2 separate regions of the Mus musculus genome follow, and region 1 is linked to region 2. Evidence: chromatin loops called from intact Hi-C (ENCODE). Cell type or tissue: gastrocnemius. All regions are shown on one strand. Links, peaks and the distances in the headings refer to the core of each region. The heading gives the core; the rest is flanking DNA.

Region 1 (6,799 bases), core at 666-5,665, 70 kb after region 2:
AGGCTATACAATGAGACCCTATCTCAAAAAAGAAAGAAAAAGAAATATCCTTTCATTTCAAGTGTGTGCTATTTTATTTGATATCTTTCAATTTTGAAGAAAAACAAAAAACAAACAAAACAAAAAAAACAGTAAGCACATCTTTTTAAAAAGATGTTTTTCTCAAATAATGATCAATAATTTTTTAAAGAACAAAAATGAAAAAAAATCAATGGGGAAATTTTAAAAATTCCTAGAGCCAAATGAAAATGAAAGTACAGTTTAGCAGAATCGTTGGGGTCCAGTTAAGATCATTCTAGAAGGAGCACTCGAAGCCCTGAGTACATGCTTTCGTCAAACACCTGACTTGACCTCAAGTAGATAATAAGCTGATCCTACAGGGTCTCTGAAAATGACAACAAGTCAAACTCAAGAGCAGCAGACGGCAAGAAACAATGAAGTCCAGCACGCCAGCCATAAAATGGGGTGGGTGGGGGAAGAGCAGCTATAGAATTAATTGATCAAACAAAGAAAAATGAAACCTTTGCAGGAAAATGAAAATGTAGGTCTGGAGAGATGGCTCGTGGTTAAGAGCACTGAGTTCAAATCCCAGCAACCACTCACAACCATCCGTAATGAAATCTGACGCCCTCGTCCAGTGTGTCTGAAGACCGCTACAGTGTAATTACATATAACAATAAATAAATCTTTGAAAGAAAAAAAAAAGAAAAAGAAAACGTAAATCATTATGTTAAGTGGAATAGACCAGATTCTGTGCCCGCCCCCCTAGCCTTGAGTGGGCTGAATCAGACCTCATTTCTGCCACAGTCGGCTAGCCCCCCTAGCGTGGAGTCTTCCCACCTAGGTAAAGTCTATTGTGAACCCACCACCTGCTGAACAGCCTGAGCTTGCTTTCCTGACAAGATCCTGACGAAGCAATGAGATCCTGGCAAAGTGGGGGATGGGTCTCCCCCCTTTAAATTCAAGACCTTACAATTAAAGATTGAGCCTTGATCAGAAAACTTTGTCTTGCCTCGTTATTTCTCTCGCCATCTTTCCCATCCATCCCCAGCTTTCCTTTCAGGAACCCAGGAACCCGTGGCCACTGGTGGCTACAAGATTCAAAACTACAGATGCTTTGTGGTTCTCCCATGAGCAGAAGAAGCTAGATTTTAAGTGTGTGTGTATACTTGAGAGAGACAGACAGACAGACAGAGATACAGAGATACAGACAGAGAGAAAGAGAGACAGGGAGAGACAGAAAGACAGAGAAAGAGAGAGACAGAAAGACAGATACAGAGGGAAAGAGAGAGAGAGAGAGAACTTAAAAGGAGACCATGAGAGAAGTAAGGAGGAATCTTTAAGTGCCGGCAGGTTAGAGAGGTGGCTCAGTGGTTAAGAGCATCGTTCTTGCAGAGGACCAGGTTTTGGTTCCCAGCACACACATCATGTGTGCTGACATCTCTGTTACTCCAGTTTCAGAAGGTCAGACTCCCTCATTCAGCCACCACTAGCTCTGCTGCTCATGGCACACAGATGTACATGCAAGCAAAACACCCATGCACATAACATAAAGATAAATAAATCCTTACAGGGGTGGGGTGAGAGGGTATTGGAGTGCATGTGGCTTGGAGTGGGAGGAGGGGACAGTTGGAAGAGGAGGAAGTAGAGCAGGAGGAGCAAGGAAGGCAAAGGGGGAAGAGGAAGAAACCAGAGTAGAGGATAAAGACATGTGGGAAATGCCAGAGTCAAGCCCATCACTTTGTGTGCCAACTTTTAAAAATGGCCAAAAACTCCATTATGCCAAGTGAAAGAAGCCAAGTTTCAACGTTCTGCCTTGAGTCATTCCTTGACCTGCTGGGAAAGGCAGATCTGGTGAGGTTAGATAGGTGTGGCCAGGGCATAAGGGGGAGAGGGAGGCTTGAATTCAAATGACAGAGGACATTTTTGGAGAGTGAACGTCTCTACAATTTTATTGCGTGGCTACATGTTTCTAACGCTCTTCTCAGTATCCTACTGTGTTCCCCAAACAGAAACCTCACTGGGTATGAATTAACCAGCTGTCTCCCCGCATCACAAGGACGCAATCTCTCCAGGTGCCGCGGGCCGAGATATATTTTTCAGTATAATTTTGGGACTGGCTTCAACAGTGTTAGCTGCTCCTTCCCTCACCTTCCACGGGACCTGAAGTCTCATCTGGTGGCATTCATTCCATATACTCTGGTTACCCCTTCTCTATGGGGACGGTCCAGCTCCTGCTCCACTGGGGATGATGTGAAAATACAGTTCAGCACTTCAGTCAGGATGTCAGGTTAACTGTAATCATGGGCGGGTGGTGAGCAGGCCTCTGAGGGGCCAGGACCCAGCAAGGGGAAGGCGTGGTGGGAGGAGACCAGAGTGTCGCAGACAGGACGCTGGACACTGCCACAGAAGCGGGCGATGTTCAGGGAACAGGGAGGAACTTGTGACATGAACACACTGGGTTGACCTCACAGCTTGGCTCCAGGCTGGCTCTGGGCATGGGCCAGTCTCTTTCTCAGCTTTAATTTTCCACTCTTCCAGATCGGTGCAGTCCCTAGTCACAGCAGGCTCAGTCCTCAAACCCACGCCCTCCTAACTGACGCTACCGACACTGTCTTGTGCAGCATGACAGCCTCTTTAAAGCTATGTATCTCGATTGATTCAGGGGAAAGAGCATTAGACTCCCCCCCCCCCCCCACTCCCACAGAAGTAGAGAGACCCAGAAGGTTCCTTGATTTGTCTGAAAGTCACCTTTTGAGGACTGCGGCCTGGACCCCTTCCATTCCTTATGTTTTGCTGCCCCCTACTGGACACCCAATTGCAAACAACAGTTCTATAGTGGGCTTCTGTTTATTTATGTAAAAAGTATTCATTGATAACCTATAGTGTGCTAGAGACATTCAGACATGGTCTGAACCCATGGAAAAGATGAAACCACACAAATGATTACTTAATTACAGTTATATGATCTCTGTGAAGTACGAGATCTAGGGTACAAAATAGGGTGTGTGGCCTAGTCCAGAAGTTCAGGGAATCTTGCATAAAGTGGAATCCATAGGAAAAACTTACTGGCTGGCAATGGAGAAAGCTAAGGCCATATTAAGGGTGCTGCACAGGTCTCTAGGATGAGTATAGAAGAATCTGGAATGCGGTTGAGACCACTTAGGAGGAGATGAGATTTTGAGTGACAAGAACAGGAGCTTGGCTTGGTCTGCTGCAGTTGGGAAATTCCACGAGGAAGGAAAGCATAAGGCTAGGTGAGTGGCGGGGCTGAGGATGTAGTAGGTTGGGATCTACACTAGCACCCTTGGGGATAAAACTTTGGGGCTGTCATGTGTGCAGAGAGAGTGCAGGTAGTATTTTAACTGCAGTGATGGACGGACACATAGAATAGGAAGAGGGCTTCTAAGCATCCTGAGAAATCCCTGCAGTTACGGTGAAGAGATAGAACCAGTGAACGAAAACTCAAGGGAAGGCCCAGAGAGTTAAGGAGAATAAACAGCTTAAAAAACAACTCAAGGTAGACAAGATGGCCCAGCAACTGAAGGTGCTTGCTGCCAAACCTGAGGACCCAAGTTCAAGTCACATAGTGGGAGGAAAGAACTGACTCCCCACAAGTTGTGCTATGGTATGTTCCCATGCACAATTAAATAATTAGGTGGTTTTTTTTTTTTTTTTTGAGATGTAGAAGAGCCAAGGGAGTGAGTGTGACTTGGGTGAAAAGTTCAAGGGCAGCTCATCAAAGCAAGTCACAGGCAAGTTCTTCCTTCATAGGCCATGTGGAAAAAGTGGGTTTAAGGTGGCACTCAGGGTCTGAGCCAGTCTCATGGGCTGTGGCTTCTTCACTCACATGGGGCCCCACAGGGTTTAAATGTTCCACTTCTACCATTTTCAAATGCTTAGATTTGAACTCACTTTGTAGCCAATGATGACCATTCCCCTGATCCTCCTGCCCCCCTCCCTAATGCTGGGATTAACACACACACACATATGTGTATAAATATATGTGTGTGTCTGTGTATATATATATATATATATATATATATATATATATATATATATATATATGTATGTATGTATACATACATACATATATATAATGGTTTTTTGAGTAGCCCTGGCTGTACTGGAACTCACTCTGTAGACCAGGCTGGCCTCAAACTCAGAGATGAGATGCTCCCTCCTGCCTCTGGCTCCGGAGTGCTGGGATGAAAGGCATGCACCTCCATCACCCAGCTACAGGTTTATATTTTAACAAGAGGCTCTGAGTTCTCATTTTGCATTGGGCCTTGTAAATCATGTACCAGGTCCTGCATGGAGACAGATGCAAGGCAGAGACCCAGGCACGATGGCATCTGCCTGTCATCCCAGCACTCTGGAAGCTGAAGCAAGGGGATCACAAGTTTGAGATCCTGTTGCAAAAAAAAGTTCTATTTGTTTTTTTTTTAATTAATTGAGGATATATGTCTACACGAGATAGTCAAAGACCAGTCTGGGCTAACTGAAACCCTATTTCAAAAAGAAGAAAGAAGCAGGTGGTGGCACACGCCTTTAATCCCAGCACTTGGGAGGCAGAGGCAGGCAGATTTCGAGGCCAGTCTGGTCTACAGAGTGAGTTCCAGGACAGCCAGGGCTACACAGAGAAACCCTGTCTTGAGAAACAAAAACAAAAATGAGAGGGAGGAGGAGGAGGAGGAGGAGGAGGAGGAGGAGGAGGAGGAGGAGGAGGAGGAGGAGAGGAGAGAGAGAGAGAGAGAGAGAGAGAGAGAGAGAGAGAGAGAGAGAGAGGTGGGGGGAGGGAGGGAGGGAGAGAGAGAGAGAGAGATGCATGAAGTAAGGACATAGAACAGTCGACAGAGGGACTGGAGAGACAGGTCCACTAGCTGCTCTTCCAGAGGACTTGAGTTTGAGTCCCAGTACCCACATGGTGCTAACAGCCATCTTTAGCAATCTTTCCAGGGGATCTGACACACCCTCCTCTGGCCCCCTCAGGCACTGCACACACACATGAGCCACATGCATAAAATGAAGGCACATAAAATAAAAATAATTCGCTCTTTTTTTTTAAGTTGTCAGTGAAGGTTTTCCCTCTCAGTCAGAGGACTCTAGCTTGTGTCCAGTTAACAAAAACAAAACAAAACAAAACAAAACAAAACAAAACCAAAAACAAAAACAAAACCAAAAAAAGCAATAAGCTACATAGTAAGACTTTGTTTCACAAAACAAAAAAATATATATACTAATGCTACGTTAAAAAAATAATTTCCTAACTTACAAGTTACTTCTTCTTAAAGTGAGCACATAGTGTCCTACTGTGTGTGGCCTTTGATGATGGGCACATAGTGCCCCACTGTGTGTGGCCTTTGATGATGGGCACATAGTGCCCCACTTTGATGATGCTTGTCAGGGGGAAACATAAGCAGGAATTACCTCCAAACTAGTTGGGGCTAGCTTCAAAATCAGAGATGGGGGGAATAGAAGCTGGGGTTGGGGGTGGCTTTTCTGACCCTAGATATTTAACCCTTTCCTTTCCCCAAGCTTTTGTTCCCCATGTCCTGTCAATTAAAGTGTCACAGTCTGTTGTTACTGCTCACGTGGTCATGATTGCTGTGTGTTACATGGAAACTGAGTTTTAAAAATATTATCTGTTTATACAGCTTTGTTTCAAAGGCTCCTTTCTTTTGGTAAGTTTCTTTGTTTTCCTGGATTTCCCCAGTCCAGAATGACCTCAGAGGCCTCGGAAGTTCTGGGAGACCGATTCCTGAGCTGCGATGATTTGTTTGGTCTCACGCATGCTCAGTCTTAGCCTTTTCACCTGGAGACTGTCTCTCAACCTGCTTCTTTCTACAGAGCAACTGTGTACCCAACTTAGGGGTCGCAGCCTGTGTTCCAGCAAGCCAAGTTCAGACGCCCATAAAAACGCAGCTAATGCAGGCTAGTGTGGGAAGAAAGAAAAAAATGTCCATGGGATGAATAGTTTCAACAGTAGCCAGGACCCTCCAGTCTTTCCTCTCCATCCATGCTCCATTTGCTTTGGGGGGGGATTTGACACCCCAAATTATGCCTTTTAATCCCATCATGTTTGTCATATTGTTACCAGATTTAGGATCACAGCCTGTGCCCCAATATGCCAGATTTGGCTACCCGTCCTCAATAAGCCAACTAAAAAGGGCCAAATAGTAGAAAGGAGAAAAGGTGTTGTTCAATATGGCCACATTGGGAAAACAGGACGACTTGGCAGGGTGGGGCCCTGCTGGATTTCTGTGTCCTAAATCTCATGGAGGCCACATTCTCCTTCCCTCCCTCCCTCCTCCTCCCTCTCCCCTCCCTCTGCTTCTCCCTCTCCTTCTCCTTCTCCTTTCCTCTGTGTGTGTGTGTGTGTGTGTGTCTCCCACAATCAATTTGGTTGTTTTAATTGGCTCACTGAGGACAGGCCTCTGGGGCATAGGCTGTGACCCTAAGCCTAGTAACAGCTGCTTAAGACTGTTTATAGAAAGTTAGACATTCTAATGAATAAATAAATGAACAAAGGAACAGGGCTGGAGCTTTGGTGTCTGACCCTTGGATTCTGCTACTGCTCCTACTCTAGTTCCATCATTGGACAAGTCATTTCCCCATTGCCTTCTCCTTAGACTCCAACACACAGAGGAGCTGTTCAGTGTAGAGTGATACAATGTAGATAAATTACCTTCTACATTAAGGTGCAGAGCCCTCTTTAGCTTGTAGCTGCTACAACAGGAATTCAAAGGAAGGAGGAGGTAGGTGGAGCCTTCTCTGAGCTGGACCACCACCAAGTGAA
Region 2 (6,799 bases), core at 1,172-6,171:
AAACAGGAAGCAAGCGGTCCCGGAGCCGTGTCGATTTCTACGGGGCGGCGGAGGACTCTCTACATCGCCCCTAGTGGACTGACGCGGAGGTGCAAGCCGCGTGGCAGGGACTGTGCGTGCCCCGACGCCTTATGGGAACTGTAGTCTTTACCGAGGGGGAGCAGGTAGCTGAGATGTGGCTCTTCCTGGCCCTCCAGTTTGCTGAGTGGGATACCTCCAGCATTTCTTCGAGGTTGCTCCAAGTGGAAAACCAGTCACTATGTGCACAAGCTCTCAAAATTTTCGCTAGCTGGAAATGATGCAAGCCCAGTGTCCAGGGAAAAATTCTAGGCCCTAGGCCAGAGTTGACACTTGACACGTGTCCCCTTCCTTTTACAATTGACTTTAGCCAAGTCACTACACATTACCCCTAGCCCTCAGTCCATTCAATATTTAGGTCCTGGGAGCCAGACTAGTCAACTAATATTTTTATTACAATTAACAAATATGTGCTTTATGTAAATGAGACGTAAAGGACCATCAATGCTATTGCTTATTCGAAGAAAATGGCGAAAAATATTTCATTTACAGATAGATGTCAAAAAATAGTTCCTAAAGGCACCAGCTGTACTCCTCATACTGAATATATAGGTGAGGTGGAGGGCGAGGTGATAAGCAGAACAGCAGAGGGCCCTGTTAGGGGACGAGGGTTTCAGGGGACCACAGCTAATCCACACAAACAAATGTAGTTATTTATTTGGCAAACTGTATCCCCTATCAAATAGAATATTGCCCTCATTTTCCCCGCAAGTAGAACTGAATTCACTGGCTCCGACAAACCTCGGAAGCAGGGTGGTGCTGACTCTCCCCACTTTCTCTTCTAGGAGGCTATCTTGTAACAAAAATAAGTTGAGTGTGCCAAATTAGGATGCCATGAAGTTTGCTACTTGTAACTAAGGTGGCTATAATTTGTTGCCCAAACCAAAAGTCCTTAAAAAGTGAAATGATGTAATAAGTAACTTGCAGTGGAACAACAGCAGGCATTTGAGATCGCTGCCAAGGCAAACTAGACTGTGACTGACATCTGCATGCTACTTGCAAGGTGTGGCTCCCACTCGCTCCAGCAGATCACTGCCTGGTGACCTGGTTTAAGACAAAGAAAATAGGATAAGGAGAGATGAGTCAGTGGGTAGAAGCACTGGCTGCCAAAACTGACGACCTAAGTTGTTGGGTCCAATGAACCCATGTTGGTGAAAGGAGAAAATAATTCCTCCAAACTGCCCTCTAATCAATCTCTCTCTCCCTCTCCCTCTCCCTCTCCCTCTCCCTCTCCCTCTCCCTCTCCCTCTCCCTCTCCCTCTCCCTCTCCCTCTCCCTCTCCCTCTCTCTCTCTCTCACACACACACACTTTAAATGTAATTTTTTTTGTTGTTTTGGGGTTTTTTTGTTTTTGTTTTTCAAGACAGGGTTTCTCTGTGTAGCCCTGGCTGTCCTAGAACTCACTCTGTAGACCAGGCTGGCCTCGAACTCAGAAATCTGCCTGCCTCTGCCTCCCAAGTTCTGGGATTAAAGGAACGTGCTACCACTATTCGGCTTAAATGTAATTTTTTAAAAAAGATTTATTTATTATTATACATAAGTACACTGTAGCTGTCTTCAGACACACCAGAAGAGGGTGTCAGATCTTATTACGGATGGTTGTGAGCCACCATGTGTTTGCTGGGATTTGAACTCAGGACCTCTGGAAGAGCAGTCAGTGCTCTTACCTGCTGAGCCATCTCGCCAGCCCTAAATGTAATTTTTTTTAAAAGATTTATTTATTGATTATATGTAAGTACACTGTAGCTGTCTTCAGACACTCCAGAAGAGGGAGTCAGATCTTGTTACGGATGGTTGTGAGCCACCATGTGGTTGCTGGGATTTGAACTCCTGACTTTCGGAAGAGCAGTCGGGTACTCTTACCCACTGAGCCATCTCACCAGCCCCTAAATGTAATTTTTAAAGTTAAATTTTTTTATTGAAAGAGAGCAAGAAGAGGGAGGGTTTAGAGGGAGGAAAGGGAAGAAAAATGACATAATTACATAATACTCTCAAAAGTAAAAGAAATAATTTTTTAAAAAAGGAAAAAACTTTATAAAATAAAAGCCATAAAACTGCATTAAAAAAAAAAAAAAGCCGGTCAGTGGTGGCGCACCCTTTAATCCCAGCACTTGGGAGGCAGAGGCAGGCTGATCTCTGAGTTCGAGGCCAACCTGGTCTACAGAGTGAGTTCCAGGACAGCCAGGGCTACACAGAGTAATCTGTAATCCTGTCTCAAAAACAAAAACAAAAAACAAAAAACAAAACACAAAACAAAGAAAACAGAAAAACCTGCATTTTTCAGTGCAATTGTCCCATCATGAAATCTGAATGAACCAAATAAAACCCTGTGTGTTTGTGATTGTTGGAGAAGAATCAGAAACAGGAAGTTTATCCTGTGATAAAGGAGATTTTTTTTCCAACGGACAAAAAGCAAAAACCAAACCAAAACAAAACAAAACAAAAGAAATAGGTCTTTAACTTTACAGTTAAATCTAAAATTCATCTTAGAAATATAAATGTAACAAAATCAAAGTGTAGTTTTAAAACTGGGTTTAGGGACAGAGAAGTACACCGGCATAGATTCACACCCACAAAAATCCAAAATAAGTGGGTTTTGAAATATAAGTTATATGTGCACAGAGCTGTTAGAAGTACAAAGCATTAAAAGGCAGCAGTGAATGAAGACCATCTTTTACGATTTGGGGGGAGAAATGCCTTCTTAAGCATAAAGTCCAGAGCCATGACAGGAAGATTAATAAAACTGACCTCAACATTCTAAGCGAGACAGCATGAACAAGCATAGAAAGCGCACGGCATTCTGGGAAAGTTAGTTTAGGATGTATGAAGAGCTTTCTGTCCAGTCTGCCTCAAGTTCTCCACCCCAGGTAGTTGTCTGAGAGGCTAGGTTTCCCACCCCCTTCTTTCTGATCAAAGACTACTTCCCTGAGCACAGATAGAAAGCTTTGTCTCTTATGCTCCCCATACCTGTGTTCTCTACTTGACATATAACCCATTACTCTGTGCATCTCTCCAGTTGTTGTGATCTGTTTAGTACTTTGCCACACCCATCCCCAGTACCCAGATCAGTACCTGGAATAAAGTCAGCGATAACATTTGTTTTGATCTGATCAGTGGATCGATGAACAGATAAATACAGCCACTCCTACAAGATTGCTACAAGCCAAACCACACAATGGATAGAAGAGTTGGGGATAGCTGGTGAGATGACCCAGGGGGCAAAGGCACTTGCTGTCGAGTCTGAAGACCTGAGTTTCATTCCTGGGAACCAAATGGTGGAAGCAGAGAGCTCTTTCCTGAATGCTAACCTCTGACCTCCACACAAGTGCCATGACATTCCTTCCTATGAACATGCACACGCGTGTGCGTGCACACAGGGGGGGGGACAGGGGGAGAGAGAATAAATCAATGTTAGGAAATTAATAGCTGAGCAGGAATAGGCAATTCATAGGATAAAGATGCCAAATAAATATGGGGGAAGGGCCTTCTTAGTTCTCCCCAGAGTAGAATGCTGGAGACGAGAGGGCTAACCAAGATGCCTTTCCAGAGTGCAATTTTTCATCAATATGTAATGTGGACTTCTTTTGACTCAATAACACTCCTTTAGCGCTACAGCAAATTAGCATTCTCGTTAGTATAATTCTAGAAGACAGAGCAATTAGTCAAGAAAAAAAAAAGCAGCCAAGTTGGAAACAAAACCACACATAAGAGGCGGAGCAAGCAGCGCTGGAGAATGACAGCTCAGCTGTTAGAAGTGCACACCATTCCTGCCCAGAGCCTGAGTTCCTTCCCAGCACCTACACTGGGAGGAGGTTCACTCCAGCTCCAGGGGAACTTGATGCCCTCTTCTGGACTCTACCAGCATCTGCAATCACGTGAGCATACCCTGAACACACAAATACACTTAAAACTAATAAAAATAGCTCTTTTTAAAAAGCCTTACCCTTCACCTCGAGGTCAGTCTTTAGGGCGCCATAATACTAGGAAGTAAGGAGAAAGGTTTCCAGAAACCTGTGGGAAGGCTGAGTGCAATTTATCTGTTGCCTGTCAGCTTCTCCCAGCTGCTTCTCACCACCAGGGGGCGCAGCATCCTTCTGCCAAGTGGCCTGTTGATGCGGATCTGGGTCAACACTGAAAACAAAACAAAACAAATGGAAACTCTAGGCTTGACTAATTTTTTGCAGTAATCTCAGTGGTGCCACCGCATGCGATGCTGCCATTCCTAGAATATTACCGTCCTTAAATTAACTACCACGATCACCTCAATTACACGTACAGATTTTTCTAGGGCAATTTTTTTAAGAGTAATTTTTCTTTTAATCCTGGGGAAGTCATAATCAGAGAAAAATCACATTACTATATTCAGACCATAGTAATAACTGTCCGTGTAACTGTGCTTCATCTTGTGGTATCATTTTGGAGACTATTTTTCACATTTTGTTTCTAATATACAACCTCCCAATGATTAGAGCAACTGGAGGGAGAGGGGAGGTCTATTCTTTCCTTTCACCTGTGGGTTCTGGGTCTTGAACTCATGTCATGTCTGGCGGCAAGCGCCTTTGCCCATGGAGCCATCTCACTGGCCCAGTGACTTGTTGTTTTAAACATTTTCTATCGCCTATGGGCCAGGCGCTGTCACGGGGACTGGGGATGCTGTGCAAAGGAAACAAAAGTCCCTGCTCTCTTGCAACTTGCACTAGGTCTAAAGCCCGCCCTTTCCTGAGCACTTACCATTGGCCACCCACTTAACCCTCCTGCCCTTTCACTTTCTCTCCTCAGCGTTTTTGGGGAAAAAAATTCAAATTTACAGAAATGTTGAAAAATTATAGTCTGAGCACACATGTATCCTTCGCTTATACTTACCCATTATCGTCATTATGTTCTGGATGGATAGATAGATAGATAGATAGATAGATAGATAGATAGATAGATAGATAGATAGATAGATAGATAGATAGATAGATATCTCCCTATGTAGATGTACGATATGTAATACATGATATATATCTTCATATATACTCATAGGTAGATAAATACTTATGAAGAAAGTTCATTCTGCTAAGTCTCTTAATTTTCTGGAGGCTGGATTTGAGTTTGGGTATGCGCATGCCAAGGTTTGTGTGTGATGGTCAGGGGATGACTTGATTCTCTACTTCTCCATGTGAGTCCAGATTTGAGCTCGTTGTCGTCAGACTTGGCAGCAGGCTCCTTTACCCACTGAGCCATTGTGCTGACCCAAACCATTTTTTTTCTAAGCCATTTTAAAAAATTATAGATGCTATGAGATTTCACCTCAATATTTCAGTGTTTTTCTCTTCAGAACAAACACATGCTCCAATAAGCATGAAAGTATCAAGAAGGCCAAGCCAGAGCTACACAGTGAAATCCATTAAAAACAAAACAAAACAAAAAAATGAAAAACTAACCTGGTGAAGGGGATGCTGGAGACACTGGACTGGGTATAGGGTAAAAAGTCTGAGCTCACTATTGGGTTTTGAAGACTCACCAATCCTTGGATTTCTTCCAAGCTCAGGACTTGAAATCTCACCTATCCTCACACTAGAAAGCTACACACACACACACCTCTCACACACACATACACTCTCTCTGTCTCGCTCTCTCTGTCTTTCTCTCTTTGTCTCTGTCTGTCTGTCTGTCTGTCTGTCTGTCTCTCTCTCTCTCTCACACACACACACACCTCTCACACACACATACACTCTCTCTGTCTCGCTCTCTCTGTCTTTCTCTGTCTGTCTGTCTGTCTGTCTGTCTGTCTCTCTCTCTCTCTCTCTCTCTCACACACACACACACACACACACACACACACAAGAAACCCTATGTAAAGCTTGCCTCCACACAGTTCCCTGTGGCTTCTTGCCGGCCCAAACAGAGGCAGCCACCTTCCAGTGTCTTTCCCAATAAATCTCTTGTGTGAGGCTTGTTGTACAGAGTGACCTTGTGGTATTCCTTGGTCTTGACTGCCAAGATACATTTCCCTGCAGTGCTACAACACTTCTTTCTATTAGGGATACCTTTCCCCTCTGAGCACTTATACTAGGACTACATTAACGAAAGGTTAATGACCTAAAAGCCTTAGGTGGACTGGGAAACACCAGACAGGAAAATTGTTTTGGCTGATAGACATTTAGGAGATTCTGATAAGGACAGTCACATACTCTTGCTCGCGCCAGACTGGCCAACAAGAACGATGCTGCAACAGGATCCTTCTACACACATTTATTAGGAGAGCTTGCTTGCAGAGGCAAAGAGACCCCAAGTCCAGAACTGGTGCTGCTTATATAGGCCTAGGAGAGGCGTGTCTCACACCCGGATTGGTTGTGCTTGGGTTATGCTTACCACCTCATTTGTATGGCTACATCTGATTGGTTAACTTCTCTCTCATCTGATTGGTTAACTTGTCTCTCATCTGATTGGTTAATTTTGGTTAATTCTCAAAACCTCATCTTGGCAAAAAAAAACTTTACTGCCTATGTATGTGTGGTGGCCAGCAGAAGCCAGCGCCACCCTGCAACAGCACATGTGGCTTCCCACAACATACCAAACCCCACTGGGATCTGGCATTTTGAGGACACAGGGGGGACTGACCTACAGGTGGAATCTTCCATCCCCCAAAGCCCCTTTACACCCTATAAAGTCCCCGAGCTCCCTGCTCCACGTGCAGTCTCCACTCCCAAGGAGAGGCGGCTCTGATTTGAGGACA

What was found. Hi-C counts contacts between places; a loop is a spot of excess contacts. Peaks named below come from ENCODE experiments on the same cell type or tissue, not always from the same donor. Only the 100,000 strongest peaks of a DNase experiment are listed, where the experiment ranks them.
Region 1: a loop joins it to region 2, with 7 times the contacts of the local background. A loop is called at or near these places in 23 of 42 quality-filtered maps.

What each region holds. Positions count from the first base shown.
Region 1 is chr2:155,762,412-155,769,210 of GRCm38, forward strand. No RefSeq gene overlaps it. Among named protein-coding and RNA genes, the nearest start is that of Mmp24, 9.5 kb to the right of the region's middle. In gastrocnemius, for the core only: a CTCF peak has its summit at 2,816 (motif pointing left); DNase peaks (open chromatin) are centred at 2,450 and 2,789.
Region 2 is chr2:155,692,322-155,699,120 of GRCm38, forward strand. It overlaps Trpc4ap (transient receptor potential cation channel, subfamily C, member 4 associated protein), which reads right to left and starts at 63. Exons shown (of 19, transcript NM_001163452.1): 1 at 1-63. In gastrocnemius, for the core only: a CTCF peak has its summit at 4,120 (motif pointing right); a DNase peak (open chromatin) is centred at 4,158; H3K4me3 peaks cover 678 bases; H3K27ac peaks cover 1,064 bases.